Regions from separate parts of the Homo sapiens genome. Here region 1 is linked to region 2. A link is a loop called in an ENCODE intact Hi-C map of the cell type or tissue named here. Cell type or tissue: OCI-LY7. All regions are shown on one strand. Each heading gives the region's core, and the rest is flanking DNA. Links, peaks and the distances in the headings are about the cores only. Region 1 has its middle 49 kb from the start of AP1S2. Region 2 has its middle 4.2 kb from the start of GRPR.

Region 1 (5,383 bases), core at 122-5,121, 220 kb before region 2:
AGTAGGGACTCTGTGTGGGGGCTCTGGCCCCACATTTTCCTTCTGCACTGCCCTGGCAGAAGTTCTCCATGAGGGTCCTGCCCCTGCAGCAAACTTCTGCCTGGACATCCAGGCATTTCCATACATCCTCTAAAATCTAGGTGGAGGTTCCCAAACCCCAATTCTTGACTTCTGTGCACTCACAGGCTCAACACCATGTGGAAGCTGCCAAGGCTTGGGGCTTCCACCCTCTGAAGCCACAGCCCAAGCTCTACATTAGCTCCTTTCAGCCATGGCTGGACTGGCTGGGATGCAGGGCACCAAGTCTTTAGGCTACACACAGCAGGGAGTGCTGGGCTGGGCCCATGAAACCACTTTGCCTCATAGGCCTCCAGGCCTGTGATGGGAGGGGCTGTCATGAAGACCTCTGACATGCCCTGGAGACATTTTTCCATTGTCTTGGGGATTAACATTCAGCTCCTCGTTATTTATGCAAATTTCTGCAGCCAGCTTGAATCTCTCCTCAGAAAATGGGATTTTCTTTTCTATAGCATTGACAGGCTGCAAATTTTCTGAACTTTTATGCTTTGCTTCTCTTATAAAACTGAATGCCTTTAACAGCATCCAAGTCACCTCTTGAATGCTTTGCTGCTTGGAAATTTCTTCCACCAGATACCCTAAATCATCTCTCTCAAGTCCACAGTTCCACAAATCTCTAGGGCAGGAGCAAAATGCCAGCAGTCTCTTTGCTAAAACATAACAAGAGTCACCTTTGCTCCAGTTCCCAACACATTCCTCATTTTCATCTGAGACCACTTCAGCCTGGACTTTATTGTCCATATCACTGTTATCACTGTTAGCATTTTGGGCAAAGCCATTCAACAAGTCTCTAGGAAGTTCCAAAGTTTTCCACATTTTCCTGTCTTCTTCTGAGCCCTCCAAACTGTTCCAACCCCTGCCTGTTACCCAGTTCCAAAGTCATTTCCACATTTTCAGATATCTACAGCAGTGCCTTACTCTACTGCTACCAATTTACTATATTAGTCTGTTCTCATGCTGCTGATAAAGACATACCCGAGACTGGGCAATTTAAAAAAGAAAGAGGTTTAATGGACTTACAGTTCCACGTGGCTGGGGAGGCCTCACAGTCATGGCAGAAGGCAAGGAGGAGCAAATCACATCTTATATGGATGGCAGCAGGCAAAGAGAGAGCTTGTGCAGGGAATTTCCCCCTGATAAAACCATCAGATCTCATGAGACTTATTCACTACCATGAGAACAGCACAGGAAAGACCTGCCTCCATGGTTCAATTACCTCCCGCCAGGTCCCTCCCACAACACGTGAGAATTCAAGTTGAGATTTGGATGGGGACACAGCCAAACCATATCACCTTATATGTGTAATATAATCTTTTAATTGTATGAAGTAATTCGTGGTAGTTTGGGTTTTTGTTTCATTTATTCATTTGAGACAGGCTCTTGCTCTATCATTCAGGCTGGAGTGCAGTGGTGTGATCACTGCATACTGCAGCCTGGACCTCCTAGGCTCAAGCGATCCTCCCACCTCAGCCTCCCAAGTAGCTGGGACTACAAGTGCACACCATCATGCCCAGCTAATTTTTGTATTTTTTGTAGAGATGGGGTCTTGCCATGTTGCCCAGGTTGGTCTTGAACTCCCAGGCTCAAGCCATCTACCCGTCTCAGCCTCCCAAAGTACTGGGATTACAGGTGTGAGCCACTGCACATGGCTCATTTTGTTTTTATAATTATTATTATCATCATTATTATTATTTTTGAGATGGAGTCCTGCTCTGTCACCTCCGCTGGAGTGCAGTGGTGCAATCTCGGCTCACTGCAACCTCCACCTCCTGGGTTCAAGCAATTCTCTTGGCTCAGCCTCCCCAGTAACTGGGATTACAGGCACACACCACCATGCCCAGCTAATTTTTTTGTATTTTTAGTAGAGACGGGGTTTCGCCATGTTGGCCAGGCTGGTCTTGAACCCCTGACCTCAGGTGATCTACCTGCCTCAGCCTCCCAAAGTGCTGGGATTACAGGCGTGAGCCACTGTGCCCTGCCATAAATATTATCTTTAATTCAGTTTTGTTCACTATTTACTGGCTGTTGATGTACCCTTGTAAATTACTCTGATTTACTGCATAACAAAGTGAGCTTTTTTATTTAGTCATTCTAACATAAAATTTTTTATCATGCTGTGCTTTTTCACAAATATGTAATTGACAAATGCAAGTTGTATATATTCAAAGTGTGTTTTACTTTTCTTTAATGGATGGTAAAGACAGTAAAAGCTAAGAGAGAGATTAGCATTGGCAGGATTTCCATAGCAGAGCCCTTCAGGAGGAAGTGAGACTTTTGTTGGGTCTTCAAAGGGAGAAGTCACATAATCTTTGAAAGTGGAAATGGACGTTAGAGTTCATCTGCCCCACCTCTTCCTTTAGCAGATGAAGAAATAGAAATCTAGGGAAGTACCGTTTTCAAAAAAGGCTTTAATAAAGTTTCAACATTATCAGACCAACCGCAAGGTAATTGTAAGAGGAGAACCCCATGGCCCTACAATTGCAGGTTGTTTCTTTTTCTAGGTCTTTGCCTCTCTGCTCAGTGTATGCTCCCAGTACTATTCAAAGGGCCCTGAGTGGGTGGTTCAGATGCTGTTAGTCACTGACAGGGATGAGCGGACAGGAACCTCAGATCTCTCCTCTTCCCCTCTTGACCCCAGCAGGTGTTGCCTGTAGCCTATTAGATTACATCTGGGGCAGTGCGGTGCCAGCTGATGTACTGTCTGTTGTGGTTTATGCCTGGGGCTATGGTCCACCATATCCAAAGAGTACCAAGTGCTTAGAAATGGTACATACTATTCACTTCATCCTTAAAGAGCTGCTTCTCTTTATCATACAATTCGCATTTAGGAGGCAATTTGTTTGATAATAATAATAATACTAGTAAGTAACTCTCTTACTAGTCTTAACAGTGACTAGTAAGAGAATTATAATTCCCTCTCCCACCCCCAATCCCCACCATTTGTTAAAAAATAAAAGATGAAAGGGAGACTCAGATAAGTTAGCTTGCCCAAGGTCACGTCTTCCAAAATGGCAGAGTCAGGTTCTACCTCAGACACCTGGCTCCAAAATATGTGCTGTTTTCACTATAACTCACTAACTGTGAACTGTTATCTTTGTCATTTTGTTTAATCCTGTTTTCCTCTGTCATGAATTGGCAATTAATTTATAGTAATTTTTTTATGGTATTAGCAGTTCACTGAAAATAAGGTTGCCAGATTAAACACTAAGCAATATTTGGAACATTTTTTTTTGTTTGTTTGTTTGGCAGAGTCTCACTCTATCTCCCAGGCCAGAGTGCAGTGGAGCAATCGTAGGTCACTATAACTTCAAACTCCTGGGCTCAAGTGGTTCTCCCACTTCAGCCTCCTGAGTAGCTGGGACTACAGGTGTGCACCACCACACCTGCCTAATTTTCATTTTATTTTTTTGTTGAGACAGGGTCTTGCTATGTTACCCAGGCTGGTCTCAAACTCCTGGGCTCAAACGATCCTCCTGCCTTGGCCTCCCAAAGTGCTGGGATTACAGGCATGAGTCACAGTGCCCAGCCTGGAACATGTTTATACTAAAAAATTATTTGTTGTTTATCTGAAATTCAAATTTAACTGGGCAACCTCTATTTTTAATTTGCTAAACCTGGCAAACCAAACCAAAAATCTTTGAAAAAATATTATTTCTAGTGAGGTTATCCCCCTCATAAGGTAGAGAAACACATGGAATAGGTTGGTTACTGAGTGAAGACCTTAAATAAGTCTTCTCAAGTCTTAACGAGGGTTAAGGATTTGCCCCCTCCACCCACCAAGGGAATTTGGCAATGTGTGAAGATGTTTTTGGCATCCTGACTGGAGAGGGGTGGTGCTACTGGCATCTAATGGGTAGAGGCCAGGGATGCTGCCAAACATCCTACAATGCACAGGACAACTCCACAACAAAGAATGATCTGATCCAAAATGACAATCGTACCAAAGTTAAGTGACCTTGCCTTAAAATTTTCGCTGGTCAACCAGTAAAGAGAATTCTAACTTAAATTTTCCTTAAAAATCACTTAGTATAAAAAAAGTCACTTATTTATACTAACATAGTATACATCCAGAAGTACTATATATATAACATTAAATATATAATATTAAATATACATATACATATTTAATCCCTTTGAGGCTAGCAATACATTTCCATATAAAGATTTGTCTTTTTCTATTTCCCAGTAATATAATGCTAAAGCTGTTTATTTATCTGGACTAGTTAATTCACAATTATGGATGCTGGTAGCAGCAAAAGTTGACTCAATTTTTAAAAAATACCTTAGCATTTATGACCATAGACTATTGATTTCAGATTTGAGTCTTTACTTGTCTTTAATTATGTTCATTGAATAATGTTCTTGTACTAAGGGCAGGCTTAGAAATAGTGGTCTTGGGAAGCAACCTAGATATCAGGTTGAGCCATATGGTGGTCAAAACTGGTTGAATACTGGCAATTTAATGTGGTTTGACCTGATGTATGCTGTGCAGTTAGATGGCACAAAATGAAAATGAGCTTTAATCCAATCCATGCTTCGAATCACAGTTAGAGCCTTCGTTGGTCCCCAGAGCTGCTGTAGCTTTTGGTCCTGGGTTAGAACTTTTGCTGAGCAGTTGGAGAGGCCGTTTTAATTTTTTGTTTTAATTATTAATGGAATTTGGGAAACTGTCTTTCAGCTCTTTGCAGCGCCAGCCTTTTTCTCCTTTATCTGCATCCACGCATTTCACTGAAGTTGGTCATATAGAACTTGGGCCCCCAGGTGCACAAAATGTGCCCAAGCCTTTAATAGCAAGTAAGTCAACCAGTAAAGAGAATTTTAACTTCAATTTGTGGCCTTTAAAAAGTTGTATCCAGATTTATCTCAGGGTCCTGAAGTAAGAAAAGGAATAGTATATTATAAATGTATTTCTTTTAAGGAGCCCCTAGAGGTAGGGGACACAAGAGAAATGCCAACTGCCCCTTGTTCAACACTCTTGAAGATAAATATTTGCTACATTTTAGTGTAATAGATTTATAAAAAGAAACTTCTGTTTTTTTTAAAAAAAAGACTAAAGACAACATATACTAAAATGATTTGAATTTTACAGATGATACCCTGCTAATATTTTTAGTTCAGCACCATCTGTTTATCTGAAATTAAATTTCTAGCAAATGGTCATGCCAGGAGATGCTGTTTTTATTTTTATGTGCAGCTGAAACAGAGAATAATAAAAATCTGCTTGAGTTGAAGAAATATGTTCATAAAATGTTTCTTTTTTAATCTGAGTTGGCTGAGAAAATGACTTTTTAATCTAGTGGCAGCT
Region 2 (5,383 bases), core at 139-5,138:
CTTTGAGAAGAGAATCCAAGAGAGCATATAAAAGTGGAAAATAGTCACAGAAAGTCCAATCATACTTTGGAAACTCTAAGAACATTAGTTTCCATTTTTATATGACCAGAAACCTACTGTACAATCAAAGGTCCTTGCTGAAGCAGGTTCCAGATTTTATATATGAAAAAAATGGAAGCATAGAGTTTAAAAGTAACTTCATCAAAGGCAGGCAGCTAATAAGCAGTTTGAATAGAATTCAGCCTCTGATATCTTGTGGTGGGGAATCAGAAGCTTAAATTCTGCAGTATGTGAAATTCTGCTGGAGCAGGTTCCATTGTTTAAAAACAATGCTGGTTTCTGTTACAAAATAGCTTTCTTTCAATACATTGAAAACATTCTTCCTAGTTAGGCAATTAGCTACTTGAGGGCAGGAACCATTGTTTGCTAATTTTTGTATTTCTGGGACCTAGAGCTTGGGCTGGCTGGGAAAGGAACTTAATATAAATGGCTGGGCGTGGTGGCTCACGCCTGTAATCCCTGCACTTTGGGAGGCCGAGGCAGATGGCTCACGAAGTCAGGAGATCGAGACCATCCTGGCCAACATGGTGAAACTCCATCTCTACTAAAATGCAAAAAAAAAAAAAAAAAAAAAAAAAAATTAGCTGGGCCTGTTGGCACACACCTGTAGTACCAGCTACTCGGGAGGCTGAGGCAGAGGAATCGCTTGGGTTGCAGTGAGCCGAGATCGTGCCACTGCACTCCAGCCTGGCAACAGAGTGAGACTTTGTCTCAAAAAAAAAAAAAAAAAAAAAAAAAAAAAGAATGGTGTCAAATGGCTACAAAATGTCAACATTATTACTTATTTAGCTGTGAGTAAAATCATACTTTTAGCAATGAAAAAAAATCTATCACCCCAAATACAACTTTACAGTGGAGAAATCCTAGCAGATACCACCTTAATCAACCTCACCACTGATAACCTCAGGTTAACCTCACCACCGATAAATCATATGGATAATCGTGTACCCTGTAGTATGCTAAATAATGGCTCCCAAAGATATCCACCCCCTAATCCCCAGAACCTGTGAATATGTTCCCTTATATGGCAAAAGGGACATTGCAGACAAAATTAAATTAAGGATCTAGAGATGGGAAGATTGTCCTGATTATCCAGATGGGCCCATTATACCACAAGGGCTCTTATAAGTGGGAGGCAGTGGGAGATTTGACTGCAGAAGAAAAGGCAATTTGACAACAGAAGCAGAGATTGGAGTGATGTGGCCACAAGCCAAAGAATACTGGGAACCACCAGCAGCTGGAAGAAGCAAGGAACAATTCTCCATAGGACCTCCAGAAGGAGCCTGCCCTGCCAACACTCTGAATTTAGCCCTGTAAGGCTCATTTCTGACTTCTGGTCTCCAGAGTTGTAAGAGAATACATTTTTCTTGTTTTAAGCCACTAAGCTTGGGGTAATTTGTTACAGTAGCAACTAATACATACTCCCTGATAGGAAGTGATGAGAAGGGTGCCTTACCTCTTATGGTTTTTCTCCCCCAAATTTATATCCCTAGTCAAGTCATGAAAATATACCAGGCAAACCCCAATGAAGGGACATTCTACAAAATACCTGACCAATATTCTTCAAAAATATCAAGGTCAGGAAAAACAGGAAAGTCTGAGAAACTGTCGCAGCTAGGAGGAGCTAAGGAATCATGTTGATTACATGCAATATAGTATCTTGGATTGGACCCTGGAACAGAAAATGACAGTAATGGAAAGACTGGTGAAGTTTGAATAAAATATGTAGTTTAGATAATAGTGTTATATCAATGCTAATTTCTTCATTTTGTAACATTTTAATAATAGAGGAAGCTACGTGAGGGGCATACAGGAACTCTTTGTACCGTCTTTGTGACTTTTCCATAAACTGAAAGACATTTCAAAATCTAACATTTAAAGAGGAATCCATGCCAGCAACATGTTTTCTTTTCAGACATCTGTTATTAGAGATGGAAATAATATAGGAATGTATTTCAGGGAGTCTAGGACTGTGCTGATCGAACCCTCTCAGGGGAGAGGAAGAAAAGGCTAGAAACAGATGGCTGAGGGTAGAGAAACAGTACCACTCTCATTTGCCTTCCATGCTCCTGGTGGTGCTAATGCATCAAGTTGTCCTGGGGCATAGGCAAGGGGAAAATGTTCCTGTACTTTATGAATGGAGAATCCATAGCACAGAACAGTTCAGTAACAAATAATGTTCATTGAATTTATTTTACTTGTCCAAGTTCACTGAGCAGATGCAGAAATGAAATATAAACGGTCTAATTTCCAGGTATATGGTGGCTGAGCAAGAAAGTTCAGTTCATTTACAATATTTTAAAAATACATATTTTGATCCAGATAAGAAACTTTGGTGTTGCAGAATGACAAATGAATTTCAGTGTGCACAACCTTTCTAGATTTGACCATACTTTCCTTCCCTCACACCCTGTATGACCACTCCAGGTTTAACTCAGGTTTATAGCACTTGCCTTTTCTGGTCTTCCTCTTCTGTTTTCTTTTGTCTTTGGGGTGGTTTTCTTTTCTTCCTCTTCTCCATCCATTCTACTTACCAGGTGTTACCTGTGGGTGCATAACAAATTACCATAAAACAATGGGTTAAAACAACAAACATTTATTAACTCATGGTCTCTGTGGATCAGGAATTTAACAGTGGCTTGGCTGGGTGATTCTGGCTCAGGGTCTTTCATGAAGCTGCAGTCAGAGAGTCAGCTGGGGCTGCAGTTATGTGAAGGCTTGACTGGGGATGGATGATCCATTTCCAAAATGACTGACTCACATAGCTCTGGACAGGAGGTTTCAGTTCCTCCCCATGTGGATCTGTCCATAAGGTCACTTGAGTATCCTCATGACATGGCTGCTGATTTCCTTCAGAGCAAGTGATCCAAGGAGAGAGTGCAAAGAGGAAGCTGCAATGTCCCTTATCATCTAGTCTTGGAAGTTACACACTATTCCTGCTGTGTCATTCTATTTGTTAGAAGCAAGTCACTAAGTAAAGCTCACACTTAAGGGGTGGAGGTGGGGGTTAAATTAATCTACATCTCTTGAAGCAAAGAGTACTGAGAACTGGCGAATATATTTTAACCACCACACCAGGTGTTCTCCTAGCCTCAGATGTGTCTGAGAATTTCGTCTTCCTCTTTAGGCTTTCTCTTGGCATCTACATTTACTTCTGCAGTTTCATGTGACTCAAAATGAAACCCAATTCATTTTTTCCTTCCAGAAGACTCCTCTCATCTTTCTTCTAAGTTTTTAAGCCCCATAAAAAGTCACAGAATGTTGAGAAAAGAAAAGGGAACTTGAAACGATCCCAGCATTACAGGATCTGGATAGAGTCATCTGCCTCTTTTGTTCCTGCTGCAGTACTAAAATTTGACATCTCTGATTCTTCTCAAGCAAGAGTTGCTGCAGTCTTTTGAGCAGCTTCTCCGTGGTGCTGTCACAAATCTAATATTGAAATCACGCTTAGTCTTCACTGACTTTTACCACATAATCTTCTTCTCAAAGCCTAACTTCACTTGATTCTCTGTGATTCTTTTACTGTACATTTAAACTATTTGGCATTCAGGGTTCTAGTTCTCAACCAGTCCTCTTAATTATTTACTTCTATGCTTTCAGACTTCACCTCTCATTTTCCATTGGCTTTCTTACATTCCCTTGTTCATCTAGCAAACTCAATATGCCTGAAGCCAAATTCAGCCTTTCCCTCCAGAAGCTTCCCTTTTGACCTTGCTCATAGCCAGTGGGAAGAGGCTTTGTCTCCACACTCTGTGGTCCCATTGAATCTACCTGTTCTCCTAAATTCTATCAAGTCACTGTTGCCCACCTCATGTTAGAGCCCCACAGAAAATCCAGTCTTTTGGAAAGATGAAAAAGGTGACTCTATTGACTGAAATAGAAACAGAAGTGACAACCCTGTCCCAACACATAAGAAAAGATGCTGAGTCATACTCCAATTCTATTCAGAAATTGGACTCCCTGGGGACAGAGATTTTATATTACATTTGTTCCATGTCATGTTCACATGTCAGAGGCATCTCATGTTCACCAGTAAATAAAAAGCTAAGCAAATGTCTGAATACGTTTGGTGTTTGGTGTTCCGGCTCTGCCGGAAGGTGACACATAATGGTAGGGATGGAAAGAGTCATTATAGTTAATTAGTTGAAATGACATAGAAATTATGGAATTAGCTTTTTTTTTTTTTTTTTTTTTTTTGAGAGGGAGTCTTGCTCTGTCGCACAGGCTGGAGTGCAGTGGCACGATCTCGGCTCACTGCAAGCTCTGCCTCCTGGGTTCACGCCATTCTCCTGCCTCAGCCTCCCAAGTAGCTGGGACTACAGGTGCCCATCACCACGCTTGGTTAATTTTTTGTATTTTTAGTACAGACGGGGTTTCACTGTGTTAGCCAGGATGGTCTCGATCTCCTGACCTCATGATCCACCCGCCTCGGCCTCCCAAAGTGCTGGGATTACATGCGTGAGCCACCGCACCTGGCCCGAATTAGCTTTTTAAAGCATCCTTGATCCCCGAAAATATTAGATGTCAAACCTCAACGCACCTTTACTCCTAAAATACCATTAGAAGAATCTATAGTGCTGTGGAACACATAATGCTAACACCAGCTATGAGAAATCAATATCTATCAGCATCCCCTTAACTTACATTGGAAGAAACACTAACCACCCAATTAGATTTAAGTAGTGAGGCTGACTCAGCACACAGGGGTGTCTAAAGAAATAAAGGGAAACAACATCCAGAAGTTCTCTTTGTGAACCAAAAATATGCCTTTTAGACCAAACTTCTTAGCAAGAATACAAGATCCATCACAATCTCACCCAAACCTGCTTCTAGCTGCATTTCACGCTGTTCTTTTTCCACCCCTGTCTTCCAATCTGGGTGACCCTCTGGATTTATAGATGTCCCTCTGCTCAATGTCATGCTCTTTCCTTTATGCCTTGATCCTAGGCACATATGATTTTCTTCATTCAAAAGACCTTGTCAACACTTAACCTTTAAAGATATCGTCTTTTCTGGAGAAAAGGTAGTTGCTTCACTCCAGAGAGGGGTTGGGGTCTAAAGAGCTGTGAGAGTACACATCTTCATGCTATTTTTCTCAGCCTCTTGCTCAGTGCCTGGCAACTGGTAGATGTTTGATAAATTTTTTTCAAGTAAATAAAGGAGTTGCTAATTCACTCGTATGAGTGCTTGCCTATTGATCTGAGGTCAATCACTCTTCTGAACTCATTGGGCTTTTCCAAAGTAAGCCTTTCCCCCTCAATCTAATAATGATAATAATAATAAGTGCTAATATTAATTGAGCACTTACTATGTGCCAAATACT

What was found. Peaks named below come from ENCODE experiments on the same cell type or tissue, not always from the same donor. Only the 100,000 strongest peaks of a DNase experiment are listed, where the experiment ranks them.
Region 1: a loop joins it to region 2, with 2.8 times the contacts of the local background. A loop is called at or near these places in 2 of 110 quality-filtered maps.

The regions. Positions count from the first base shown.
Region 1 is chrX:15,900,892-15,906,274 of GRCh38, forward strand. No RefSeq gene overlaps it. Among named protein-coding and RNA genes, the nearest start is that of AP1S2, 49 kb to the left of the region's middle. In OCI-LY7, for the core only: no CTCF peak of the experiment used is centred there; DNase peaks (open chromatin) are centred at 2,390 and 2,690; H3K4me3 peaks cover 1,139 bases; H3K27ac peaks cover 2,354 bases.
Region 2 is chrX:16,116,641-16,122,023 of GRCh38, forward strand. No RefSeq gene overlaps it. Among named protein-coding and RNA genes, the nearest start is that of GRPR, 4.2 kb to the right of the region's middle. RefSeq lists an enhancer at 3,169-3,308. In OCI-LY7, for the core only: no CTCF peak of the experiment used is centred there; DNase peaks (open chromatin) are centred at 3,131 and 4,001; H3K4me3 peaks cover 1,981 bases; H3K27ac peaks cover 2,998 bases.